Regions from separate parts of the Homo sapiens genome. Here region 2 is linked to region 1. A link is an interaction called in ENCODE POLR2A ChIA-PET data of the cell type or tissue named here. Cell type or tissue: PC-9. All regions are shown on one strand. Links, peaks and the distances in the headings refer to the core of each region. The heading gives the core; the rest is flanking DNA.

Evidence for each region. Peaks named below come from ENCODE experiments on the same cell type or tissue, not always from the same donor. Only the 100,000 strongest peaks of a DNase experiment are listed, where the experiment ranks them.
Region 2: POLR2A ChIA-PET joins it to region 1 with 8 read pairs; 1 of 35 experiments calls an interaction of 5 or more read pairs at or near these places.

Annotation. Positions count from the first base shown.
Region 1 is chr6:125,865,438-125,869,840 of GRCh38, reverse strand. All of the region lies in intron 3 of NCOA7 (nuclear receptor coactivator 7), which reads right to left. Among named protein-coding and RNA genes, the nearest start is that of NCOA7-AS1, 49 kb to the right of the region's middle. In PC-9, for the core only: no CTCF peak of the experiment used is centred there; a DNase peak (open chromatin) is centred at 2,090; H3K4me3 peaks cover 978 bases; H3K27ac peaks cover 1,216 bases.
Region 2 is chr6:126,719,941-126,724,343 of GRCh38, reverse strand. It overlaps LOC105377992 (a long non-coding RNA gene), which reads right to left. Exons shown (of 5, transcript XR_001743836.2): 4 at 4,075-4,183; 5 at 2,516-3,761. Among named protein-coding and RNA genes, the nearest start is that of MIR588, 240 kb to the right of the region's middle. In PC-9, for the core only: no CTCF peak of the experiment used is centred there; a DNase peak (open chromatin) is centred at 2,393; H3K4me3 peaks cover 360 bases; H3K27ac peaks cover 3,402 bases.

The sequences.
Region 1 (4,403 bases), core at 316-4,315:
GAGTAGGGGAGGACTGGTTCCCTTGCCTTTTCTCTCTCTTGGAAGTGGGCTACTTTGGGCCCTGGAAGCAGGGCCTTGAGCCCTGGTTTTTCTCCGAACCAGCATATCTAGCCAGTTCTGCGTCTGCAGGAAGCTTCAGCCAAGGCCCTGCTTTCACCCGCAGAGCCAGCAACGCTGCCTGAGTAGTCTCACGTGCTCTCTCCTGCCTCCCTCTTTCACTTTTAAGGTCCCTTGTGATTGCACTGGGCCACGTTGATAGCCCTGGAAAATCTCCTTAAGGTCAGCTGATTAGCAACCTCAATTTCATCTATAGCCTTGGTTCACCTTTGCTATGTAACCTAACAGGTTTGGGGAAATAGGACATGGACATCTTTAGGGGGTCATTAGTCTGCCTGTCAGAATTGGAGAACAGATCTGTGGGAAAAGACAAAAAAAGAAATTGAGATTCAAATAAGAGATTTTTGAGTACCAAAGTAGTGATGTGAGATGTGGACATTGAGTATGCTGGTGGGGGGGAAGACTGGGGAGGGTGTCAAGAAACGAACTGGCTAGATATGCTGGTTCTGAGAAAAACCAGCAAGAACAAGTCAATACATAATGTCCTTCAAACCGGAGCATCTGGCTCCTGTCACAGGCCCCTGGGGACTGGGTGAACTCAGGACAGTGGACATGATTCATTATTGTGCTTGAAAACAGAATCCGTACAGACATCTGTGAATTCTCTGGATCTTGATTCCATAATTTCTACTTAGATATAGGAAGGGAAGAAAAGATAGTACGTAGCCTTTTTTTCTGTTATTAACAAGTATCTGAACAAGCACAAACAGAAGTTTGGAAAATTATCAGGTTTTTAAATTATATCAGGACCAGTTCTGCATGGGGCTTAAACTTACTATGTGCCCCTTCTTTCTTTACTCACCCATGAACGACCAGCTCTCTCCTCCATCTATTTCTATCATAAGAGCATCTGAAGGGGGTTCAGGAGGCTGACAGCACAGGACCATCAGTAACTCTACTAAAGAGGGAGGATGGTTTCTATGACATCCAAATGAGGGGAATTCAAAGAGGCAAAAATTGTCTGTGTCTCTATAGATTTTTCAAAGAAAGGGGTACCCTGATTTATGAACAGGAGAATCTGTTTCCAATGACAGGCATGTCCCTATAATGGAAACAGATCCATTCAACTATGATTGCTGAAGCAGTTTGATAGTATTAATTATAAAATCAAGTCATGTACCATCTCACTTATGTCATCAAACACCTTTCTGATCACAGGTTGGTTTAGGGGTCAAAATGAGCTGGGTTTAACTAGCAACCATGACACATTTTCATAGCCACGTGATATTAATCAAGTTAGCTAAATCTTTGTGCAACGGTTTAGCTGTAAAATGAAATGCTGAGAAAATTAAGCTGATTCATACAGTGTTCATCTCAGAGCCTGGCACAGAGCACATGCTTAACAAATGCTATTGTTATTTATAATAATGTAGTCAACACAAGTAAATAGCAATGTGAATAGAGTAGTATGTTAAAACAATTATAAACCATGAGCAAAAAGGTTTCATCCAGAAATACAGCAGTGATATAGTATTAATATGATAAAGCTTTATAAATTGTTTAACAGAGAAAAAGAATCTGATCATTTTGATACATGCTAAAAAAGCATTTGACGAATTAAACAGCCATTATTGTATTTTTAAAAAGAACAAAAAAATTCCAACTGTTAGAAAACTAAGAATAGAGTGAACTTCTTTAATGATGAATATTTATTCTTGATATTCACTAGAAATATGCTTCTGAAAAAGCAATGCAACGCTAAAGAGTATATACGAAAAGGAATTTCTTCATAGGAATGAAAACTGAATGACTTCACGATGTCACTTCCAGGTCTATAGAAGCGGGCTTATTACCGAAACACCGCACTGGTGAGGCCCCACCCCCAGCTTTCTGGAAGGAAGATTCCAGGTGAGCAGAGGGAAAAATAGCCCCAGGCACTGCATGAGCTCCACCCCCTTTCTTTGGTTCCAGTTGTGCCAGGAAAGGCCTAAATTGCCTAACAGCAATTCTAGCACAGTGTTTAAGGTTTCTGGGCACGGTATCCACCAATTTAGTGGTATGCACTAAATTACAACATAGAGGCGAACCTAATGTGAGGCTAAACCACAAGTATTTCAGGTCATAAAGAAAAAAGCCTTGTAGTGGAGATAAAAGCAGCAACACTACAAACATAATGGAAACTCCAGGATAAAGAGGGAATCCCTGCCATTCATCAGAGGCTACCTTGCACAGCACCACAAGGCAATCTCTGTGCTTGAATGCACTACAGGTACCCACATGCTCAACGTCTCTTGAGAAATTAAGCACTATTCTAACCTCTCCTAAAGTACACCTGTATAAACTGAGATGAGCTCTTATATCAGAAACCAAAAGGAAAAGAAGTACTTTTTTTAAAGTAAAACATTACCAATATCAATTTATGGTTTATACCCAACTTGGTTCTGAAATCTAGTCAAAGCAACAGATGAAAAGTTTTAAATACTGAGAAGAAATGAAAATGTGGTCATTAGCAGATAACATAATTGTCTGTGTAAAGAACCAATATTATCATGAAAATGTCAAAAATTCATAAAGTTGTTCACTAAGGTGGCCAGATATCATAATTTTTAATTTTTGTAACAGAAGCGTAATTGGAAAAGTCCCAGGTAGAGTGGTATCAAACTATATGACATCTAGGAATAAATATAACAAGACAATGACAAGATATACATAAATAAAATTAAAATGCTTAACTGAAGTGTCTAAATGGATATAATACTCCTAAGTAGGAAATCTCATCTTTAAATAAATATTTCACTTTTTTCAAATTAATGTTTAAATGCAATTTAAATAAAAAATAATTTTTTATGGCAAAGGAACAGTTTCCAAATTGAAAACCATGCTTATCTAGAAGCACAAATACATAAGACTATCCAAAATTATTTTTCAAAGAGAAGTGAGGGTAAGCACACTCTAATGATGTTGAAACACATGATTATAAAGCCACAGCAATTAAAACATTGCAGTGACATCACCAAAAAACAGAAATTTGGTGAAAATAAAAGCACCATTATAAATGAGAGGAGGCTGGATTTCCCCATAAATATCATGTAACTTAATGTTGGAGGGAAGGTTTTGGCATCAGATGGACTGTGAATGAGAGTCCTGGTCTACCATCTGCTCACTAGGTAACCTTGGGGAAGTAACTTAAAGACAGTCTCCCAGTGCACAAAATGGAGATACTGCTGGATTCCCAAAGAGTTACCCTAAGAATTTGATAAGGTGATTCAGAAAAAGCACTTTGCAATGTGCACAGTAAGGGTTCAAGGGACTTTAAGGATTATAATTAAATGAAGCTAGGTGAATAATGGCTAAGATTTGGAGAAAAATTTGGACCACTCTCAAATCAATGCAGAGAGATTCAAGACTGAATAGCAAAAAATAAAGTTATATATCTTTTTTTTTTCTTTTTTCTGAGACGGAATTTCGCTCTTGTTGTCCAGGCTGGAGTGCAATGGCGTGATCTCGGCTCATCAAAAACTCCACCTCACGGGTTCAAGCGATTCTCCTGCCTCAGCCTCCTGAACAGCTGGGATTACAGGCATGTGCCACCATGCCCAGCTAATTTTGTATTCTTAGTAGAGACGGGGTTTCTCCATGTTGGTCACGCTGGTCTCAAACTCCTGACCTCAGGTGATCCGCCCGCCTCAGCCTCCCAAAGTGCTGGGATTACAGGTGTGAGACACTGTGCCCGGCCTAAAGTTATATGTCTTTGAAGAAAATATAGCACTTATATCTGCCTAAAGAATGTCTTCTTGGCCAGATGCAGTGGCTCACACCTGTAATCCCAGAACACTGGAAGGCTGAGGTGGGAGGACTGCTTGAGGACAGGAGTTCAAGACATGCCTGAGTAAGATGGGCAGACCCTGTGTCTACAAAAGAAAAGAAAGAAAGAAAGAAAGAAAATATAAAAATTAGCCAGGCGTGGTGCTACATGCCTATAGTCCCCGCTACTTGGGAGGCTGAGGTGGGAGCATCACTTGAGCCCAGGAGTTTAAGGCTACAGTGAGCTATGATTGCACTACTACACTCCAGCCTGGACAACAGAGAGAGAGAGACCCTGTCTTTAAAAAACATAAAATAAATAAACTTTAAAAAGAAATAACACCTTCTCTATTGGCGATGCACACATCTCAAATTATTGACCTGACTCTATAAAAAGCACAATTAAAACATTCAGTATTGTTAGGTAGCACTTTAAGAGAAACCTAAAGTATAAGCTGTTATAATTAAATTAAAAAAAAAAAGATGTGTCAGGGAAGAATGAACCCTATACTCAATATGAACTCTGTTTTAACCTGTGGCAC
Region 2 (4,403 bases), core at 277-4,276, 850 kb before region 1:
TAAAACATGTGATTTAAAATAGTTTGAGGAAGGAAAAAGGAAGCGTGCTGTTAAATGTTAAAACGGGTTCTGTGGTAAATTGTATACATGCACCACATCAAAAGTAAATTGAAGTTAAAATAAATAATGTTACACTGAAAGTTGAAAGAATATAGCAAATCATAAAGATGGTTGTATACTAATTGAGAGTATTTTAATTGTTAAAAGATTTAGAGAAATAAACATTGTAGATGGGAACACAGTGCTGAAAGATCAGCGCCGGTTCTGGTTTTCCTTTCTAGTGGCTTGGCACGGCGGCTGCGCTGAGCTCCAGCCCAGCTTTCGGAAAACAGAAGCAATGCTGTTCAAAGGATTAATCAGTGGCCCATACACAGGAGGCCTGGGGCCACTCATGTACAAAGCCCTAAAAGTTGGTACAGAAAACCTGTGCCTTCCATCCTTGCTGTCTTGCAATTCCGTGAAGGCGGCGGTTCTTGGCAGGCATACCCTGTAGGGTTAAGTTTGCTTCGTTTTTACCTCCCATATCTGCAGTGCTATTGACCTCACCAAACTACTTCTCTGTTCCCTTCCTCACTCTGTTGCTAGTCACCCTGTAATACAACATTAAAATGACCAATACTTCCTTTTCCATCCTGGTCTGTTTTCTTACTCATGCTGATCTACATTACATGGCTAAAAGGGCTCAAGACAAAAAGGTTGTCTTCATGAAAAAAAAAAAAATTGCCATTGTTTATCCCTCTCTTCATTCCTATTGAATTCAAATCAATAGAATTGAAAATTTTTTTTTACAATATAATCTACACATATTTGAATTGTATATAAAAAAGCCTTCTAGGCATTTGATGGAGATATATTAACATTGGTTAGGGTTTGGGCATTTTGTAAAAGAAAAATATTTTGGTTTGTGTGTGTCTTTCAAATGTATATGATATTATTTCTAAGTCCCCATCCTTTTTCTTCTTTCTTCAAAATGTACCTCGTCTTCACCTTCAAGGGGCAAATTAATTGTTAAGTACAGTCAAGGAAGGCATCAGATAGAGAAAAAATTAAAGTATTTCATATATAGGTGTATAGCCTATCAAATAAATAATTACCATCACACCTTTTAAGCATTCACCTGTGTTATGTTAAGAAATATTCTAGGTTTTATACATAAAATATCACATTTAATCCTTAAAATAACCCTGTAAAATAAGTATTAGTGGCCAGACATGGTGGCTCACTCCTATTATCCTGGCACTTTGGGAGGCCTAGGCAGGTGGCTCGCTTGAGCCCAGGAGTTTGAGACCAGCCTGGACAACAAGGCGAGACCCTGTCTTTAGAAAAAAATACAAAAATTAGCTGGGTGTGGTGGCATGCATCTATAGTCCCAGCTACTTGGGAGGCTGAGGTGGGAGGATAGTCGGAGCCTGGGAGGTCAAGGCTACAGAGCCGTGATTGTGCCACTGCACTCTAGCCTGGGCAACACAGAAAAACCCTGTGTCAAAAAAAACTGTTAGTATTTTATAAATTAGGAAAATAAGAAAAATTAAGTTTAGAGATATTTTTACCTTCACTTTTTTTCCCTAATACTATATATTGAACATCTAATTTGTGCCTTACACAGGATGATCGTTTGGAGATAAAATGGTAAGCAAAAATATTCAAGATCTATCCTTTCATTGGATTTCCAAAGGAAAAGCATCTGGTTAATAAATCAGTTATTAGGTGGCAGATCAAGTATTCAAATTCAGGACTTCCTGATGCCAAAGCCAGGACCTCACTAGTGTTTCTTTGTCAGCCTTTCTCAGTAAAGAAGAAGAAAAATAGTGTCAGAAGCTGGTCAGTCCCTTTTATATACGGCCTCCAATTGTTCCAGGTATAATTAAACCCTAAGAAGGCAAACAAATTTTCCTCCCACTTAGCATCTACTGTTAGATTCTTAGGAATACTAGCCAAACGTCATATTCTATGGTTGACTAGTGTCCAGTGGAGAGGCTATTTCAGGTCCAATAATATATTTGATCAGACATTTGGTTACCAAATAAACACATCCAGTAGTATAGATTCTGGATACATTTAGTAATTATGGATGCTGTTAATGAAAACACCATATTAACTTTTCAAAAACATTTACTTTAGTCATAAGTTTCAATTTTTGTCTGCTGACTCTATATTTTAAGTGAATTTACAAAATGTATAGATGTTTAAGTAGGATTATAAATCCAGAGCTTTTGTGTGACTTGAATCCCCTCCTGCACTTACTTTTCTGCCAAGTAAATGTGTCATACATAAGTCTCATACCTATTTAACAAAATATGTCAAAAACTTACATCATTTTTTCTGCACTCCCAAACAAGTTCAGGATAGGGAAATCATTCCATCCTAGTTGTGGCACACATGAGTCAAAAATCAGGAGACTCACACATATTTCTAGGTGACGTGATCACTTAGTCATCTACTCACAAGCAGATTAAGAGAAAGAAAAAAAAGCAAGACTTCAAAAACAAATCACCAACAGAGGCTGGAAAACCAGTTTCAGCAAAGCAAATCAACCTTTATTCTCAGGGCTAGCTACTTTCTTGTTCTTAATAAAGAACTACTCTTCCATGCCACACTTCCCAGAGGCCCAAATGACCACTCCATGTTGTCCCAGATATGATTCAATAGAGCAGTGTCTTGCTGACCCAACCTCTTACAAATGAATACCTACCTTCTATTGATAATAGCTACCCTTATATTTCCTTGAAGATAAACCAAAAACAGCACTAAAGGAATTTAGAAAATATTTATGCATGCAATCTTTTAAGTCCAGAGCTTGAATGGTATTATCTGCTTACTGAAAAGAGTAAACATTCTGGAATGTATTTTTGGTGGTTACATGAATGGCAACTTACTTGCTGCAAATATGCCAAGTGTATATTGCAAGGGCTATACATATTGCTTACTGGTTCAACATGCATTTCTTTCCAGAATGCCAAGAAATGTTGCTCTAGCTTCTGTTGGTGCTCTATTAATGCAGATGCAAGGCTAACAGCAGTCCTCTCCTTTCAAGTCACTTTGATTACATTAACCTGCATCAGTAGATATGGCACCCCATGAGTGGTACAAAATGCAGTAGTGTACTGGGAGTACCTTTAGAGCCACATTTGAACACATTATGAAATATATGCCTCCTTTTCCTAATGAAAATGGAGCCACATTTTCCTGTTCTTTCAGCCAGATGGAATTATGATTGGTGTGTGCTTGCCTTTTACATTACTATTTGATTCCATAATAAGAACCACATGAGACAATTTTATTTTATTGGTTCTTCAGTTGCCAACATGGCTTTTGTACAACTAATAAAATAAATAAAAATATTTCCCCTGTGGTTTTTCATATAAAATACATTTGTTTATGAAGGATAAGCACATACCAATCAAAACCTGATCTGGCATGAGCAATATTGTCGTGCTTTTTCTCATTAAATAGGAAGCAAAGGAGTATTTATTAGTTTCCTAATAGCACAGTTGGCTCAGACTGGCATATACCTATGTATTAGATACTGAAGGTATTTGTTTAGAGAGCAATAGGTTAGGCTGGTGTCTTGGCAAAAGTTTCAAAACCTAGTTACTAATGAAAATATATTTCCTGGGAGGGCACATAATGAAGGAAGTAAAAAGAATAAAAAGCTGCATAGCTTCTTGGTGTCCATGGTAACTGAGCCATGATCTTCTTCAGAGGGAGCTCCTGAAAAAGCACTGCTGGCATTGCATCTTCTGTACTGCAACCAAGGAAGCCTAAAATGAACCACAACAGCATGTCTAAAGTTAGTGGCCTGCCATTCATAGAGCACAGGCCAAGATTTTGAGAATGAACTGAAAGGTCACCTTTTAAGTATACTTGAATGTAACTCATACTGCCCTAAAATCTGTGATTAGTCATCAGCTTACATAAGTTCTTATTATTTAGAATATTCAAAAACAATTCATCAGTATCCCTTTCCATATACAAATGCTTAACAGAGCAATGGCTTAGGAATAAATTTGCAATAGAAATGGATTTTCTTCTTAAATATCTTTCTGAGCAAAGAACAATAGAGGACCACTTTACCTCTGATAAGTCATCACACTTCCATTGACTGACGTTGGTCCTCCAAGAAGCCCATGAAATCTATCAGAGGTCTTGTTCTTTCATTGTTTTGTTTTCAGTATCCACAGGCCTTGAAAGATGAAGATAGGGTTATAGGCAGTCACAAGCATGTTGAAGCCTTACTACAGAAAGTAAGGTGAACATCTGAGAAATGGCTCTTACCCTAAAATGATGCTTTCTTGCAAAGAAGAGGCTACACTACATAAGAATTGAATTATACTACATGAGACTTGAGTTTAATTAAATAGTTGCAAGAAATACTTTACAAAACTAACTTTGTCAGTCATTTT